Regions from separate parts of the Homo sapiens genome. Here region 2 is linked to region 1. Evidence: read pairs that join two places in POLR2A ChIA-PET (ENCODE). Cell type or tissue: MCF 10A. All regions are shown on one strand. Links, peaks and the distances in the headings refer to the core of each region. The heading gives the core; the rest is flanking DNA. Region 1 has its middle 24 kb from the start of IFIT2. Region 2 has its middle 18 kb from the start of IFIT3.

What was found. Peaks named below come from ENCODE experiments on the same cell type or tissue, not always from the same donor. Only the 100,000 strongest peaks of a DNase experiment are listed, where the experiment ranks them.
Region 2: POLR2A ChIA-PET joins it to region 1 with 11 read pairs; 9 of 35 experiments call an interaction of 5 or more read pairs at or near these places.

The regions. Positions count from the first base shown.
Region 1 is chr10:89,273,873-89,282,214 of GRCh38, reverse strand. It overlaps a transcript of LIPA not described here. Among named protein-coding and RNA genes, the nearest start is that of IFIT2, 24 kb to the left of the region's middle. In MCF 10A, for the core only: no CTCF peak of the experiment used is centred there; DNase peaks (open chromatin) are centred at 2,634 and 3,864.
Region 2 is chr10:89,341,931-89,350,272 of GRCh38, reverse strand. It overlaps a transcript of LIPA not described here. Among named protein-coding and RNA genes, the nearest start is that of IFIT3, 18 kb to the right of the region's middle. In MCF 10A, for the core only: no CTCF peak of the experiment used is centred there; DNase peaks (open chromatin) are centred at 3,652 and 7,442.

The sequences.
Region 1 (8,342 bases), core at 275-8,274:
TCTGGATGATCCTTCCAGGACCTTTCTCAGTATGAAATATGATGACTAACATTTCATGAATCCATATCCTGGAATCAAGTTCAAGGTGCAAACCAGTCTAGGTCTGAGGTTCTGGGAAAGTCACAGTAGTTCTGTGCCTTGGTTTCCATCTCTGTGGAATGAGAAGAGTAAAGTTGATTAACTCTTGCCTCATCAACAGCAACAGTGTAGACCCTGCATGTGAATGCACATGGAACACTAAAGGGAAAACTCTAATAGTACCATAACTGTTTATTCTGATGGAGAACCAAGAGCCAGGGTTGAATATCTCAGCCAGGAACACTAAGTAGGGATAGTATGTATAGTTCTCAGTAGCTGGCCCTATGATGTTCATGCCAGAGGACTGGATTTCATACCCCAATAGTGTGGCTTATTGCCAAATACCATCATCATACATCCTGCCTAATACTTTCCCTAAAACTGGCATTTATGACCTAAACTGGTTCCAAACTGAGATGTTTTCACAAACTATTGAGCTGAGAAAGTCAGACAAAAAGTGCAGTAGCGAAGTGTTTGTTTGGTTTCTGGAATATCAGTGCTTGAGTTCACATCTGTTCCTACCACTTACCAGTGGTTTGACCTTGGATAATTACTTGATCTATTGGAGCCTTAGTTTCCACATCTGTAAAGTGTTGAGTATTGATAGCAACCTTGTGGAGTTAAAGATAAATTTTGCAGTGGGCACCTGTTAAAATGTCAAGAGAGACTTTTATTTTTTTTCAAGACTATTACAATGAGAGAGACAGACTATTGCAATATGGGAGAAAGACTAAACTCAACACTGAATACAACAAGTGTGGATTTGTAGTCAACAGGCCGGATGAAGGAGTGGATGGAAAATTACTAAAAAGAACTTGCTTAGATATCAAGGCCTGGGAAAGAAGTACTTAATTGTATATCAGGGTGGGGGGGCATTCTTGATAAAGTGGCTCAGCAGGATTCTTTGCTAAAACTGGTCTCTGAAGGAGAAGGATGAGAGCCATGTTGAGGCCTAGTCAAGAAGAGGGCTCTGACTAAAAAGGAACCTGCCTAAAGTTTGGTCAAGGAGGGAATCCTTCTCAAGAGTTGCAAATACTTAACAGACAAATATTTGCCTTCTTTTTAAAATCATAAATAGCCACTGTTTTTAAAACCAAAGTTATTTATTATTTCCTCTGTGGCATGACCATAGTTGGAAATATATTAACGTGCTTTTTCTTCTTGTACTTCTTTGTTTAAGACTTTTCACCTATAATATCTGAGGCAAGAGTTTCTTTAGGGTAAATTGGGATTATAATAGCTGGAATGCAAAGAGGTAAACAGAATTAATATTCAGCCATGAATTCCAAAATTGGCCATTGAAACCAACTTCAGAAATGATACCATTAAAAAACACTGGAGCAGCTTAGTCAGAAATTTCTACTTTGGAATAATAACGAGGAAGAAGGCATCAGATAAAACATCCTCACACATTCTATCTTTAGTGAAACCAGATGGTGAAGAAAACTTCAGACTTCCAACCGACACATAAATATGGGCTACGGTCAAAAGTAGCAGAAATCAGCAGAACCAACATGAGAAACTCTGACTGGAGATGAATGGGTGAAGCTGGGACCAACTTAAAATGGGGACAGTGTTTGGAGATGGCAGATCACAAAATTAGAATTGAGGGTCCCCTCCTAGGAGAGACCGTCACTCTGAGTGCAAACTTCTGAAAGCAGAAATGTAATCCAGCTGTGTTTAACGCCAGGCGAGGCAGTGGGAGGCGAAGGGAGAATGTACCCAGGAGACCCCTCCCCTGCCTTCTAGTGTCTCAAGGAACCTTTCCTGTTTGCCTGAGAGCACGTTCACTTTTTACCTGACTATGGAGGGAGATTCTTCCTTTTGTTTTTTTCTTTGCTACACATTGATACCCTTAAATTTTTTGCATATGTTTTCTAATTATAAAAATAAAAATCTATATATTATAAATTCATCAGTATAAACAAAATAAAAGTCTGAAGTTAAACTTGGATCATAATGTGCTTTAATCACTCCCCATCCATGTTGTTTTGTAGCTGTGGTTTTCAATTCAATGATAAATCTTGGGTATCTCTCCATGTCAGTACTTATAATCTTGCTATTTTTTTTCAAGGACAACATTTAATAGGCATATTTTAATGTTTAATTAATGTATTTTTGCTGGACATTTAAGTCATTTTCAGATTATCACTATTACAAACAATGTTGAAGTGAATATCACTGTATGTCCGTCTTTGTACAATTGTGTGGGTTTTTCAATACGATGCATTCCGGAAATTAGAATTTCCAGGTCAAAGAAATTGACCAGATGCTTCACACCATGTCTTAAATCCTGGCCCCATTTTTTGTCCAAAATGGTGTTGAGTTGCTATTTAATTCACACTTGGCTACCATTTCCCACTTCCTTACTTAAGTACAGTGTGTATAGGCCAGGTTTAGGCTGGAAAATCCCTCCTTCCACTGTCAATTCTGTTACCCCTCTGGGAGCATGGGAAGGTCACTTTTTGTTTGTGGGTTTATATTTTCCTATTACTTTCTCAGGAAATGAATGAATTTTTCTATCAATTGTTCTCTATCATCCCTTGTGGTTTGGCTCGAAGCCCTGGTCTCCAATCAAGGGTCATGACAGGAACTTGGCTCCTGCCAATACATTTAGAAATCTGGAATCCTTCCATAAATGCAAACCCCTTACACTCCCATCTTTCCCTATATTCTGCCACCTGGTAGAAAGCAAATCCCTGAATGCTTCTCCAAAACTCTCTTCCAACCCTAGGACCACCAAAGGCCTCCCTCACACTCTTCATTTATCTGCTAATTCATTCTCTCTCTCCTTTTCTAGAAAATAGTCCTCTTTGGCTTAACTGGTTGGAAATTACACTCTCAGTAAGCTAAGAGGGAAGGAATAAGAGGATATACCATACTATGGGCAGGGAGGGTGGTGAAAGGCCAGGGTTCATTTCAGCTTTAAAGCACTGGAGCTCCAAATGGACACAAATCATCACATAGAAACTCATGATCAGTGCACTTTAGAATGCTTCTCATCTCCCTTTGGGGGTTATTCTATTTCTATTAATGTAGTCAAGAATGGTGGCTATTTTTCTGGGCCAGATTATTTTGGTACTAACTGGTCTTTCACAGAAGCCATTTTCTCAAGTATGTTCTACATTAGCTACAAGCAATTGTTGGTAAAAACCTGTTACCATTCTGTATGTTTCCATTATATATATGTCTCTGTGTGTGTGTGCATATGAAAGAAGACTATATATTATTTTTATCAAAATATATTTAGACCATGTACATTCTTTTAATTATACTATATATAAAAGTAATTTTATATTACATATTTTAAAATATAAACATATGTAAATAATATTACTATAACACATATGTAAGTAATATATATTTTGTGTTCTTCCATAATTACTTTTTTTAACCTAGACTGAAGATTTTACATTTTTCACAATTCAATTATATTTTATGAGACTTCTTACTTTTCCAAAGCATAAAGAACTATTTGGAGCCTGTCTTTGTAATTTTATATTTTTGGTTAATATTCCAAACTAAGATAACATTGCCAGGTCTTCCAGGTCTGAAGCAAAATAGAGCAGCATTTTAGTTGTGTGGCCCTGGGGAACTTGCTTAACCTCTCTTTCCCTCTGCTTCCTATCACAGATGTTTATTGTAAGGATTAAATCAGCTAAACCAAGAAAAGCCTCAGGGATGGTGCCTGGCAAACTGCACGCTGTTAATACATGTTAGTGGACCCTTCTCCACACCTTCCTGCTACACTAAAGCAGAGAGAATTACCTCCTGAATCATGTTTGCAGAACTTCTGGGCACAGTGACTCAACTCCCAGCTATTCTTGTCATGGATTTTTTCTCTTGGAGCCAATCCAGCCATGGAGATCACTGGTCTTGTGACTTATTTTTTCTCTTTCAGTATGAAATCATTAGAACTGAGAAAATGAAAACATTCCTGTTATTACTTCCTGAGAGAAAGAAACTTAGTAACATGCTTTGGTAGGAATTGTTCTTCTTTTTCCTGCTGTGTCCCTCTTGCTGGTCCCACCAGGGCTCTTGGTCCTGAGCCTGATTTACACCAGGAGCATAATCTGATCAAAAAGAGGGAAACTAAAGAAAAAAGGCAGGATTGTATGAGGGGTTCTCACAATGGCAGTACATAATCCCTTATACCTCGTATTATGTAGACCCCTGTGTTTCCAAGTTACCTTTGTAATTTAGGTAAGTGAGCACGAAACACTTAAAAAAACACAAATGAAAACAAGAGAAAGGAAAGAGTGGGGAGGGGTTTGTTTATTTTTGAAAACAACGACAACAACATAGAGTAAAAGTTACCAGGTAAGTTCAAATATAGTAGTACTTTGTTTTCTTGGAAGATGAATGAAAGAAGTCACCTTACTGCCTCCAATCCAGTCATATCCCTGAACCCAATCATGACCAGCAGAGGTTGTTCTAAATTGTTTCCTCCAATATAGAGATAATTGCCAATAATTTTTCAGTGGTTGTTTTCTGTATTCTCTGTATTTTTTAGGGAAGCTGAACTCAGAAAACATACTTTGTCCATCTAGCCATCCATTTATCTTTATGGATCCATCTTTATTCATTCATTAATTCACTCAGTCAATATATATTGAATTTCAACCATGTGTCAGACACTGTTCCATGCCTCTAATGTTCTGCGTATAATGCAAGTAAAACTAAAGATAGCTAACATTTATTGATCCCTACCGATGTGCCAGTAACCCTCTTAGGTGTTTTACTTAAAATATGTGTTTAACCTCTGAAACAGCTTTATGATATATATTGTGATTATCTGCTTTTTAAATACGAGAAAGCAGACTCAAAAGGATTACATAACTTGTATAAGATCGCACACTTGTAAGTAAAAATGCAGTAATGCAGAAATGCAGTAACGCTATTTCCTCTCGTATTGCAGCCACTCCACTCCCAGCGAACCTTCCTACTGCATGCAGGCTTTATTCTTCCATCACTTTCCTCCTCTGTTTCTAAATGACATTTTCACCCCCATTTCCTGGATACTTCCTTCTTTTAATACACAGTAAGTTTATGTGACTGGGTTTGGCATTCATCTAATAAAAACAGCCATTAGGTATATATTCAATAAACATTTAGTGAAGCCAACTGATGAGCTCTGGGGTGAGTACTAGGGATTCAGCAGTGAATGAGATGGAGGGTCGAGACAGGGCTCTGGGGGCTAGGCTGCCTTCGTTCGACCTCAGACCTGCCACTCGCTAGCTCCTCTAGCCATTATTTAGTATTTCTGTTGCAGTTTCCTCATCTATCAAATGGGAATAATAATGGTAATTATTAATTAATTGATATTCTAATTTTCAATTAAAAATCTAATGGAGTTGTCAGGATTAAATGACTTTATACATGCAAACCACTTAGAATAACACTTTGCAGCCACTAAATATTAAATAACTGGCATATGTTATTATTATTAGATGGATCCTACCCTCAAATGCCTTACAGTTTGGTAGACAGAAAAATAAGTCTCTTCCAACGATACTGTTAAACTAATCAGAAACTTGGTTAAGGTCATTTGATCATCTAAGGCTCTACAACAGTACAGTTTTACAGCTCTTATTTTAAAATGTTCCCCTCTAATCCATAAAGATATCTCAAGATAGGGCAATGCCATTACTTGGTGTATTATAGTTAACCAATACTGTATGTGGAACATAATGTGGTGTGATACTTTTGAATTTGTGTCTATCTGCTGTTAAAGAGCCTGGCTGCTAATTGAGTTTCTGGAAAAAGTTGAGAAATGTCTTAGCTCAGGCTGGTATAACAAAATAACAGAGGCTGTAACTACAATCACACTTGCAAGTAGAAGATCTTTGCTTCAAACCTAGCAGTCTGGCTCTAGAAATCAGGACTTGGATGAGGGTGAAGTGAGTGAGGGCCTAGGGCATAAAATTTAAGGAGATACTTACTCTGCAGGTAGTTCAAGTGCTGACCACACATTTGCAAGACGTGAGAGTGAGTGTCTTCTTAATGTGCATTAAGTGCCTTGCTTACCTTACCTATCTAGACCCAGCCCTATCCAGAGCCTACCTTTTACAACTCTACCTTTTAAAGCTTAGCATCCTCTACAAAATTATACTATGGAGTAGAAAGGTTGTACTGTGAACTGAGCTGGCATTATTCTCACACAAGCTATGTACTTCAGCATCAAAGATAGTATTAAAATAGATGCAATCATAACATAATCTCCATACACTGCAGTTAGAAAGTTATTTATGAAGCATCTGGTATATCTGGACATACAATCATCAAGTCACCTGATAGCCCTAGAGCTGGAATGAAATTTGAGAGGATCATTTGGTAAAAGGCATATACTTTAAAAAAACTGAGGCTTAAAAAAGTAAAATAATTTTCACAAAACGACAGAGCCAGAATTGGCAGAAATGAAAGTAGATCACTAGTTTTCTAATCCCAGTTTCACTCGATATCTCTGATTGTGTATTAGTCAGGATCCAGCAACAGAGGCAGAGCCACTGGAAGGGATATACACGTTTCTTTTGGGTATTTGATCTTATGCAATTGTGGGAGCTGGCCAAGCCGGTTCTGTAAGGCTCTTGATTTCATGTCTGGTACTGAAGCTTCAAGTACATAAGGCAGGTGGAAAAAATGGGAAGATGGATGAATGTCCAGTGGGCAGGACAAGGACAGGCTGGAACCACAACCACGAGCTGCAGTTCCACAAATACGGACTAGAACCCAAGTCAGCTCTCACTGCCTCTAACCCCTCCTGCAGGAGAAGCAGGAGCCCTTCATCATGGAGCTAACTACACACCTGGCCCAGGATTCAGAGATGCTGAAGGAGGATTCAGGGGAAGTTGGAGTAGTTGCAGGTCTGGTACACCAAGGAGTTAACCCAGGAGATGGGCCATAGTATTCTGTGGTTCACAAACACACCTGCTTGAACGTTCCAAGCATAAAAAGGCTAAATAGTTGCTTCTTTTCCACCCTCTAAATCACATGCAAAAATGTCTACTGACTCATCCTGACTGAAAACACGAGGAAATTCTGGGAAACACAGTTCAGCCTAGCTGAGTTGAGACATTATTTATTATAAAGCCCCGACAGTTTCAACTCTACTTCTTTACCTAGCTCAGACACTGTCATGTGAGCCTTTTGGCAGTGTCTCTTAAGATAGAATGCCTTTTCATTTTAAGAAAACATTAAAGAATAAAATGCATTCTTGACTTCTGCAATGATGGCAGAAGTCATAGCACCAGAAGCCTCTTCTAATAATGCAGCAGCATCAACAAATTAATTCATTCTGCATCTTTGTGTGTTATAGGAGGAAGAAAACTCCAATAAAGTCTGTCTCAACAGAGGTCACCTCCCACCCATCAGACACGGAAATTCCAGTACCTGCTGGGAGTTCTGGTGGCCATCCTTATCCCTAGTCTCTTGTCATTGTTCAAGGATTAGGGAAAATTCCTCTCAACCTGCTAGATTTCAGCAGCAATAAACGGGATTGTTTATAGGGTCAGTGAGCCCAGGATACTAAGGGACAGACATCAGTCAAAAGCATTTTCCAAAAAAATCCTTTATATTTTAATCAAATCACTATAAAGACATGATGTGTCCTAGTTTCTCAGATGTTCAACCCAACAGTCTCTTTCTTTAACTTCTGGGCTGCCTTTCAGAACTGAGCAGAGTTGTATCCAACACAAAAGACTGTCTGGACTCAGGCACCGTACACATACCCCGTCACTGCTCCTCTCCATTGAGGTAATCTGTTTTTTCTCTAATCATCTCCAAATGATTGATAATGTTGATACCCACATATAAGTTTTTCTTTATCATTTGGACATTAAAAGGTGAGTTTCCTGTGTTCTTTAAAAGAGACAATAGAAAGCAATCCTTTGCTCTACTTTAGACCTTTATTATTACTTAATTAAATTATATCTCACAGGAAATGTTAAATCATTTCAAATAACCAAAAAATCCCCCAGTGAGCTTCTGCACTTTTGTCCAAGGGCCACTGGCACACAAACTCCAGTAGTTCCTATAGTTTTATGTGTCTCATGGATCCCAGGAATGTGACTTATGTCTATAATGCTGTTCTATAGTGGCAGTGGCAAACTTTTTCTGTTAAGAGCTAAATAGTAAATATTTTCTTCGGCTTTGTGGGCAGTATGGTCTATGTATCAACTACTCAACTGTGCTGTAAAAGTAGTGTAAAAGCAGTCATAGACAATACAAATTCCAATAAAACTTTATTTACAAAAACAGGTGGCAGA
Region 2 (8,342 bases), core at 36-8,035, 68 kb before region 1:
ATCTGACTGGGCCGGTGCACCTAAATAATTAATAAATATCATATCCTCCTGAACCCCATCAGTCTCTTCACACCAGAGAACTCAGTGATGAGCAAGTGAAAGAAGTGGCTAGAACTTCAGACTTATTGAGCATCTTAACAAAATAACAATACATTTGTAGAGAAGTGGCCAGACAAAAAAGAAGGAACTTTGAACTTTGAGGGGTGTCAAATTGTGCAAAGACAAATATTTGGGGAAACTAATGGTAGATGAGGGCTAGTTACTAAGATTTGTTTGTGTAGACTTTGTCCAGTGATAAGGTTGTTATCCCGTTTCTTGAATGGAAGTAGGGGTTGGGGATACCATCACAAGAGACGTTTATATTCTGCTTTCAGGCAGACAGAAGTAGGGCAGACAACTCATCCTGCGTCTGCTTTTTTTCAATTCCCTTTAACTCAAAATAATTCTTATGTCAAAATGGCATGTTTTGGGGTGGCATAGTCTGAGCCCCTTCATGATACAGAGGCTAATTGCATTACTGATTTATAATCCCTGTTGAAAGCTGTAAGTTGGAGGAGGACACATCACAGGGAGTGTAACCCCTCCAACCACTCCTGACAGACTGGACTCTCCCCATCTTGAGACTATCTCATTGCTGTTGACTTGCTCTTTTCAACTTTCCCAATTAGTTTCAATCTGTGAAAATGATCTGACAGCCTGAATCTACATCCCTCACTTTTGTCCTAACACACACACACACCTTAGTAAGGTAGGGGGAGGACACATTTTCCCTATATCTTTTGAGGGCTTGATAATTGAATCTATGAAATAAACTGAAAACTGGCAGATTAACAGAACAAAAGGTATACAAACTTATTACGTGCATGGGGCATCATATGAAAGGAAAGTTAACGCCCCAAACCCAGTGAGATCAAGAAGCTTATATACCCTCTTTTTAAAGGAGAGGGGAGGGGAGATGTAGGCAACTTACTTAGGGGGAGTAAATTGTTTTGATGAAAAATGAATGGGCCCTCAGAAGAATATGTGACAGCCTGTGACGAAGTCTGTCTGGACACGGGGTCAACCTCCAGTGTTCTCTCCAGTGAACCAAGTTTAATCTTCCTGGTTGATAAGATTCCCTGGGAAGGGATTCATGACATCTGAGTTCCTTTTGGAGGGTCTATCTTTATGCAGATAAAGGGAGCTCAGAGAAAATCCTGTCTTGCATTTGCTATTTCTCAAGTGCCTTCATTTTGAAGTCCAAAGTGATATATTTTGGAGTGGCATTTCCTGACCTTAGAAGTTTGATTATTAAATGCAATTGACCCCAGAAAAGGATTACTAATTTCTAGGCTCAGTGTATAATTTGGATGAAAGAGGTGGGAGTTTATGTTAGCCAATTTTGAAAGTTTTTGAAAATTCAGGATTTCATTCTGGACATAAGATGGAGCAGGGACTCCTTCTTAGTGGCCTGCCAGGACCCCCACGCAGGCATGGAAATAAAGGAAAATCTCAAGTTCCTTCAAGGGAAATTCCAGGCACTACCGGGCCCTGAGAAGTAAGTTTGCAAGCTGATAAGCAAGAAGGTAATAATAGCTTACAACAACAGCCAAGGAAGTTAGAGTCAGGTGATGTTTGGTTCTCTATAGAAACCAAAAATAGGGTCTTAAGCGTGAGCTGCGGGATTCTCCTTGCATGGCAACCCGCAAACAAATGCCCTCCTTTCTCTTGTTGCAAAACCCCACTGTGGGTGTTTGGCTTTACTGGGCTGGGCAAGTGGACCCCAGTTTTGTTCAGTAGCAGACAATGTGAGCATGATACCTCTTTATGCTTAAATTGCATGAAAATGTTTTTTTGGTGAAAGTCCTTTTGTCCTTTTTGTATACACTTTTTCCAGTTGAAAGATCTGCGTGAGAATGGGATATAACTGAACAAAAATATATGATTGCTGAATAGGACTCTCTGACTTTGTCGCAATGGAAAAAAATAGAAACTCAGCCCCCAGGGAGGCATAAAGGAGAGGAAGTCATTAACAATCTTTTTGTTTTTCAGAACTGTTCCTGGAAGATTTCCCTTCTGTCTGACGGAAATCTTCCCACGCTGTCTTTCCAAACTCCTACTTAATGCTTTGAATTCAGATTGCTGAGCCTCTGAGCACAACAGACAGCACTGGGGTTGGAGGTGGGGATCCACTCTGGAACTTTCCATCCAGAAAACCTCAGATGTCTTCCTCACTCCTGTGTTTGGAACTGATAGCTTGAAGGCAGTTCCTCTGAAAGCAAGGACTTCAGTGTATTTTTTGGACTGGGATGGAAACCTTACGGTGGTAGGCCTCACCATGGAAGGCCACATGGTGGGGGTTGTAAACCTGTACTGCCTAAGGCATGTCCCGCTTGGGCTGCCATGCATGTCCTCTGGGATTGTGCTTTGTGTCTGTGTGTACCTGACTGTCATGACACTGTCTCAGCCCAGGAAGGTGATCAGGTCCACTTTACTTTCCTGGCCTCAGCTGTGATGTGCCACCAGGTTAAAAGTTTAATATAGACATGTACGGAGGAAGCTCTCTGGACTTCTAAGATAGACCTTTATAATTAATCAGATTTGTTTAAGCTGGCTAAATTCAGGATCCTTAAAAGAGGATAAATACTGAATGTATTGGAAAAAACTGAGATCAATACTGACAGAGATCCTAGAAATAATAATTTTACTATAAAGTTGCCTTGCTAAGGACTAAGGGGATGGACCATGCAGAGTTAGCATGGCAAGTTTGAAACTGTTATCTTTAGAAAGACTTGCTTGCAAGGTTGGCCCTTGGCTAACATCAGGGAACTTGGATTTTTAAGTTTTCTAGCTATTCTATAAATGATATGGGTGGCTTACTATGCTAAGACTGTTTATGCAAATGATGGAGTTTATGCTAACACTTGCTTTCCTTCTCGAAGTCTGGAATTTTGGTACATGCTAGGCAGAGGGTGCATACATGATCAGTCCCCAGTAAAACCCTTGGGCACACAGTCTAACTGGCTTCACATGTGTTGTCACAATTTGATGCTGGAGGAATTAAGCACAACCTGATGACTCTACCGGCCCTCTTGGAAACCTATACCTGATTTTCTTTGGACTTGGCCCCATGCACTTTTTGTCTGTGCTAATTTTGCTCTGTATACTTTTGTTATAATAAGGCTTAGCTGTGAGTATGACCATATGTTGAATCCTGCTCATCTTTCCAGTGAATCATCAAATCTAGGGGTAGTCTTGGAGACCCTGATGTCAATTTCCTAGAATTCTCTTTAGAAAAAAACAATGCAGCAGGCTATTAGAATATAACAGCTCCCTCTGGGAGACCAAAGGAGAGAAAAGACAGGCTAAGCCTGACTGAGTGTGGCTCTTTCTCCAACCTACGCAATTTCCTATGAGGATTTCCCTTTGTAAGATTTTCTTTCCACACAATAGCTGTCCCCAGATTCCTCAGCCATCATGCGCATGGCTGGGGATGTTGCATCATTCTTGGGCATACCTAGGACACCTGTCCATCCCCTGGTGGATCTTGGTTCAGGATTTTGTTGCTGGTATGTTCCACATAAATCAGAAGAAAAGAAGGTGCAGGGTCATCAAAAACTCTTCTGTTTATTGCGTCAGACTGGAGTCAATGTCTTTCCCTTTATAATCAAGAGGGAGCTCAGGAGGGTTGTGAAATGATATTTGGCAGGAAATCAAGGGAAGTGAATATTCTAACAGGAACCACCCTGACCTTTATGCTTTATGAGATATTCATATAAAGGGACCATGGCAAAGAGAAAATCATTTTATTCATCAAACTCTAGTTGAGCAGAGCTTGTGTTGCAGGGTGAATTATGACACTGTGAACAAAGGTCATTTTGGGGAAGATCCCAGGTTGGATGTTGAACTAGAAAAAGAATATTAGTGGGACAACTGGTAAAATTTGAACAAGACTTGTAGATTAGTTGATTATATGTTGTCACTGTTAGTTTCCTGTCTTAAAGATTATTCTATGTTTATGTAAGGTGTTAACATGATGGGAAGCTGCGTAAAGGGTATATGGGAATTCTGGGCACCATTTTTACAACTTTAAGTCTAAAATCATTTCAAATAAAAAGGGTTAAAAAGTCAAATTATAGGCTGACAATTATTTTCTCTTGGCATTTTGAAACTATTTCCCACTGTGTTTTGGTTGCTATTGAGAAGTCTGAGCTTAACCTAATACCAATTCCTTCACAGATATTTCTTCTGTTTTTTGTCGTTTTAAAAATCTTTCTGCCTCAAAGGCACTTAAAAGATACTACTATGTTTTTAGGTGACATCTGCTTGGGTGATCTTTTGTGAAATTCATGTATTTGAGGATTAGCATTTTTCATTAATTCCGAAAATTTCGGTCATTGTCTCTTCAACTATTGCCTTTCCTCCATTCCCTTTTATTTGTTCTTCTGCAACTCTGATCACATGCATTTTAACTTCCTCACTTTGTTCTCCATGTCCCTGAATATCTCTGTTGATTTTCCATCTCACTGTTTTTCTGTGCTGCATTCTGAGTAGTTTCTTCGAATCTGTCTTCTAAATCAATAAATGCTTTTCAGCTGTGTATAAATTACTTTTCAACAAATCCTTTGAGTTTCTAATTTCTATTATTTTAGTTTTTATATTTCTAAGTTTTGTTTGGTTCTTGTGCAAATATGCCTAATCAAATTTAATACACTATTGTTCCTTTATTTATTTATTTATTTATTTATTTATTTATTTATTTTTTGAGATGGAGTCTCGACCTGTCACCCAGGCTAGAGTGTAGTGGCATGATCTCAGCTCACTGCAACCTCTGTCTCTTGGGTTCAAGAGATTCTCCTGCCTCAGCCTCCTGAGTAGCTGAGATTACAGGCACCCATCACCACACCTGGCTAATTTTTGTATTTTTAGTGGAGATGGGTTTTCACCATGTTGGCCAGGCTGGTCTTGAACTCCTGACCTCAGGCAATCTGCTCACCTCAGCCTCCCAAAGTGCTGGGATTACAGGCATGAGGCACTGCGCCCGGCCTATTCCTTTGTTAAAACTTAATTTTTTCTTTCTTTATCTTGAAATTTACTAAATACACTAATACATTCTTTTTTTTTTTATTGAGACAGAGTTACTCTGTTGCCCAGGCTGGAGTGCAGTGGTGCGATCTCGGCTCACTGCAACCTCTACCTGCCAGGTTTAAGCCATTCTCCTGCCTTAGACTCCCAAGTGGCTGGGATTACAGATGCCCGCCACTATGCCTTGCTAATTTTTGTATTTTTAGTAGAAACCGGGTTCTACCATGTTGGCCAGGCTGGTCTCTAACTCCTGTCCTCAGTGATACACCTGCCTCGGCCTCCCAAAGTGTACTAAATACATTCTTTTTTATTCTCTATTCAATTACAATATCTGCAGTTTTGTTGCTCTGGCTTATCGTTTATTATCTGGCAACTTTTGCACATTGTGGCTTATTTATTTGTGTGTATTCTTTGATTTTGTATTATGACCTGATATTCCTTGGAACTTTATCAAACTTGGAAATTCTTTGAGAACTATGTAAAAAGTGTTTCCCTTTGAGGGGTGTTTTTATTTGCTTTTGTTAGGTGCATGGGAGCACTACCAAGCCAGAATTGCTTAAAATGAAATTTTCTACTTGAGGTTTTTTTTTTTTTTTCTTGCCGCATGGATAGTGAGAATTTCAGCCCAAAACAATCATGCTTCTCCACTTAAGATTAGAAATTATCAATGACTTTTTTTCCTCCCTGCTTTACTTAGGGCCAAAGCCAAAAACAGGCATGTGTAGCCCCATCATTTACGTCTGCAAGGAGTTTGTTCTCCAGTTTAACCTCTGAATGGGTCCTGGTTTTATGTGAGTTCTATGATACAATGTACCACGTGCAGGCCCCAGACTTTGTCTTCCATCTCCTTCATAATGTAATGTAGTCCATGAGAAAGTGATGTAGATCACCAACACAAATGAACACATGCTTATTCTGGTGGATTTTCACTTTCCTGTCATTTCTGGACTTCAGGGAATTCCTTACTCTCTTATAAATGCAGCTGTGCATTTAAAAAATATGTTTTGCAGATTATATAGCATTTTTCATTGTGATACACAGGCTTTTTGTTCTGTGTATATCTGGTCTACCATAATGCTTGTAAGGAAACACATTTAATCTTCTGTGAGGTATAATTTATTATTCCCAGGTTTTATGTAGGAATATCTTAGGGTCACAGAGGTTAGGTGATTTTTCCCAACACTGTAGAGATACTAAGTGGTGGAGGTGAGGTTGAAATAGGTCTAAACCCAAAGCCAAGGCACTTTTAAAAGATTAATAAAGTTTGTCGAATGATACTTGGACTAACTCCTGCCTGAATTAAGCTAGAAATTAATATAAGTTCTTTAATTCAGTTAGGAAGATCCCAAATCAGAAACAAATCATAATAAAAATTGAGATCAGGAAGCTTCCTGAGTGTAGCTCCTCATATCACTGTCCCACACATAAGTACTGCCCCATATGGCAATCGGGAGGCCCCAGGAATGCTTGCTAGGGTCAGGCCCTGCTCCTCTAAGTTAGTTGAAAGCTCCCTCCCTACTCAGTGACTGCTCTCATACTTCTTCACTGTAGCTGTTGGCTCTCAGAACATGATGCCCAAAGTATAGCGCCTCGGTGTGCTGAGTACTTTGAACTGAAAGACATTGGAAGGGCCTCCGAAGAAAGATCTCTTTGACCTTCTCCTGCCCTCTTGTCTTTCATGCTTCTTTCTCCCCTGGAGTGAACCATGGAAACTAGAATTCCTCTTCCGCAAGACAATGATAGAAACTAGAAGCCCTTTCCCCAAAGCAAGCCATAAAACTTAGGAAGGTCACTCTCTCCCTTCTCCCTTCTCATTTGAAGACCCTTAATCCAGAGGAATCCTGCCCCATACTTGCAAAGAAGAAATGCTACACAGAGAGTCCAAGAAGAATTTGAACCCAGTCTATTACCATTAGATCATACTCTTGTCCAAACACATCTCTACAGAGCTGCCCATTCTTCATGGAACCTAAGCACAAAAACAGTTTTCCCTGGATCTTTGGGTCTTCATTTCTGAAGGCTCTCATATCACATAAAACTTTGATTAAGTAAATTTGTTATGCTTTTCTCTTGTTAACTTGTCTTTTGTTATAGGAGTGTCAGCCATGACTCTTACAATGAGTAAGGAGAGGTATTACCTACCTCCTTTTACCCCTACATGCTCTTGGAGCTGATTATCACAGTTTGTAATTTTTCCACCTTCCATTCCTGCTTCTGTGTATTTTGATAAATTTTTGCAGGTCAGTAGACTTCCCATGGCAGAATATTTCCTGCTTCTCACCAGCCCTTAAGCCAATCCAAGGAAAACAAAAGAACATCATAATGCTTTGTCATATGACAAGATTACAAAAGCAGCATCCAGTGGCAGAATGCCCAACTGCTCCGGGACACAGCCAATAGCTGACTTCAGTGCTCCCCATCCCTGCTTGTCAGTGATTAGTCTAAATTGTTATCACAAGCCCAGTCTGACCAATGAATGTGAGTGAGGGGCCATTTTGATTGTCAGCTCCTGATTCTGCAGAAAACACGAAACTGAGCTGTACAAAGATGCTGATGAGGGGCTGCAGCATGCAATTCACTTCACCAGCAGTCACTAAGGTCTGATCTCTTTTCTAACCATACCTGGAAGATGGAATGCTGGACCCAGGGTATGCATAGAAAATGGGAGTTATTAGAAAAGCAGCTTTGCTTGCTTTAACCCAGGAATTGTATTTCTGGTATGTTGTTTCCTTTTAGACAATTGCCCTAAAGGTTCTTTTGTTTAAGGAGCAGGAGGATGGGGGAGGTTATTTCTGCTCTCAGCAAAAGTCTTAGAACCAGGGTCTCCTCGTTTGTAAGGAAGCAAGTAGGTCCCTGGACCTGGGCTGGGATATGATTTGTGATCAGCCAGGCAAGAGTTAAGAGTGGAAGTCTGTGCTCTCTGCCCATCTTATAATATCTTAAGGGTGATCATCTGTGGTATTCTTGAGTGGTATGTCCCATTCCATCTAGCATTTCATTAGAATTATTGTATAAAGGATGACAGGCAGAGGACACTTGACATGGGAATGCTGGACCTATTGGATGTTTATTCATTAGCTGCAGTTACCCCCCATTAGCCTTTTTTAATACAAAGTAAAAATTTAGTTGACATGTAAAAATTGTATATATTTATGGTGTATAGCATGTTTTAATATATGTATACATTGTGGAACGGCTAAATCAAATTATTTAACATATGCATTACCTCAGCTACTTACCTTTCTTTTTGTAGTGAGAACACAAAATCTACTCTCTCA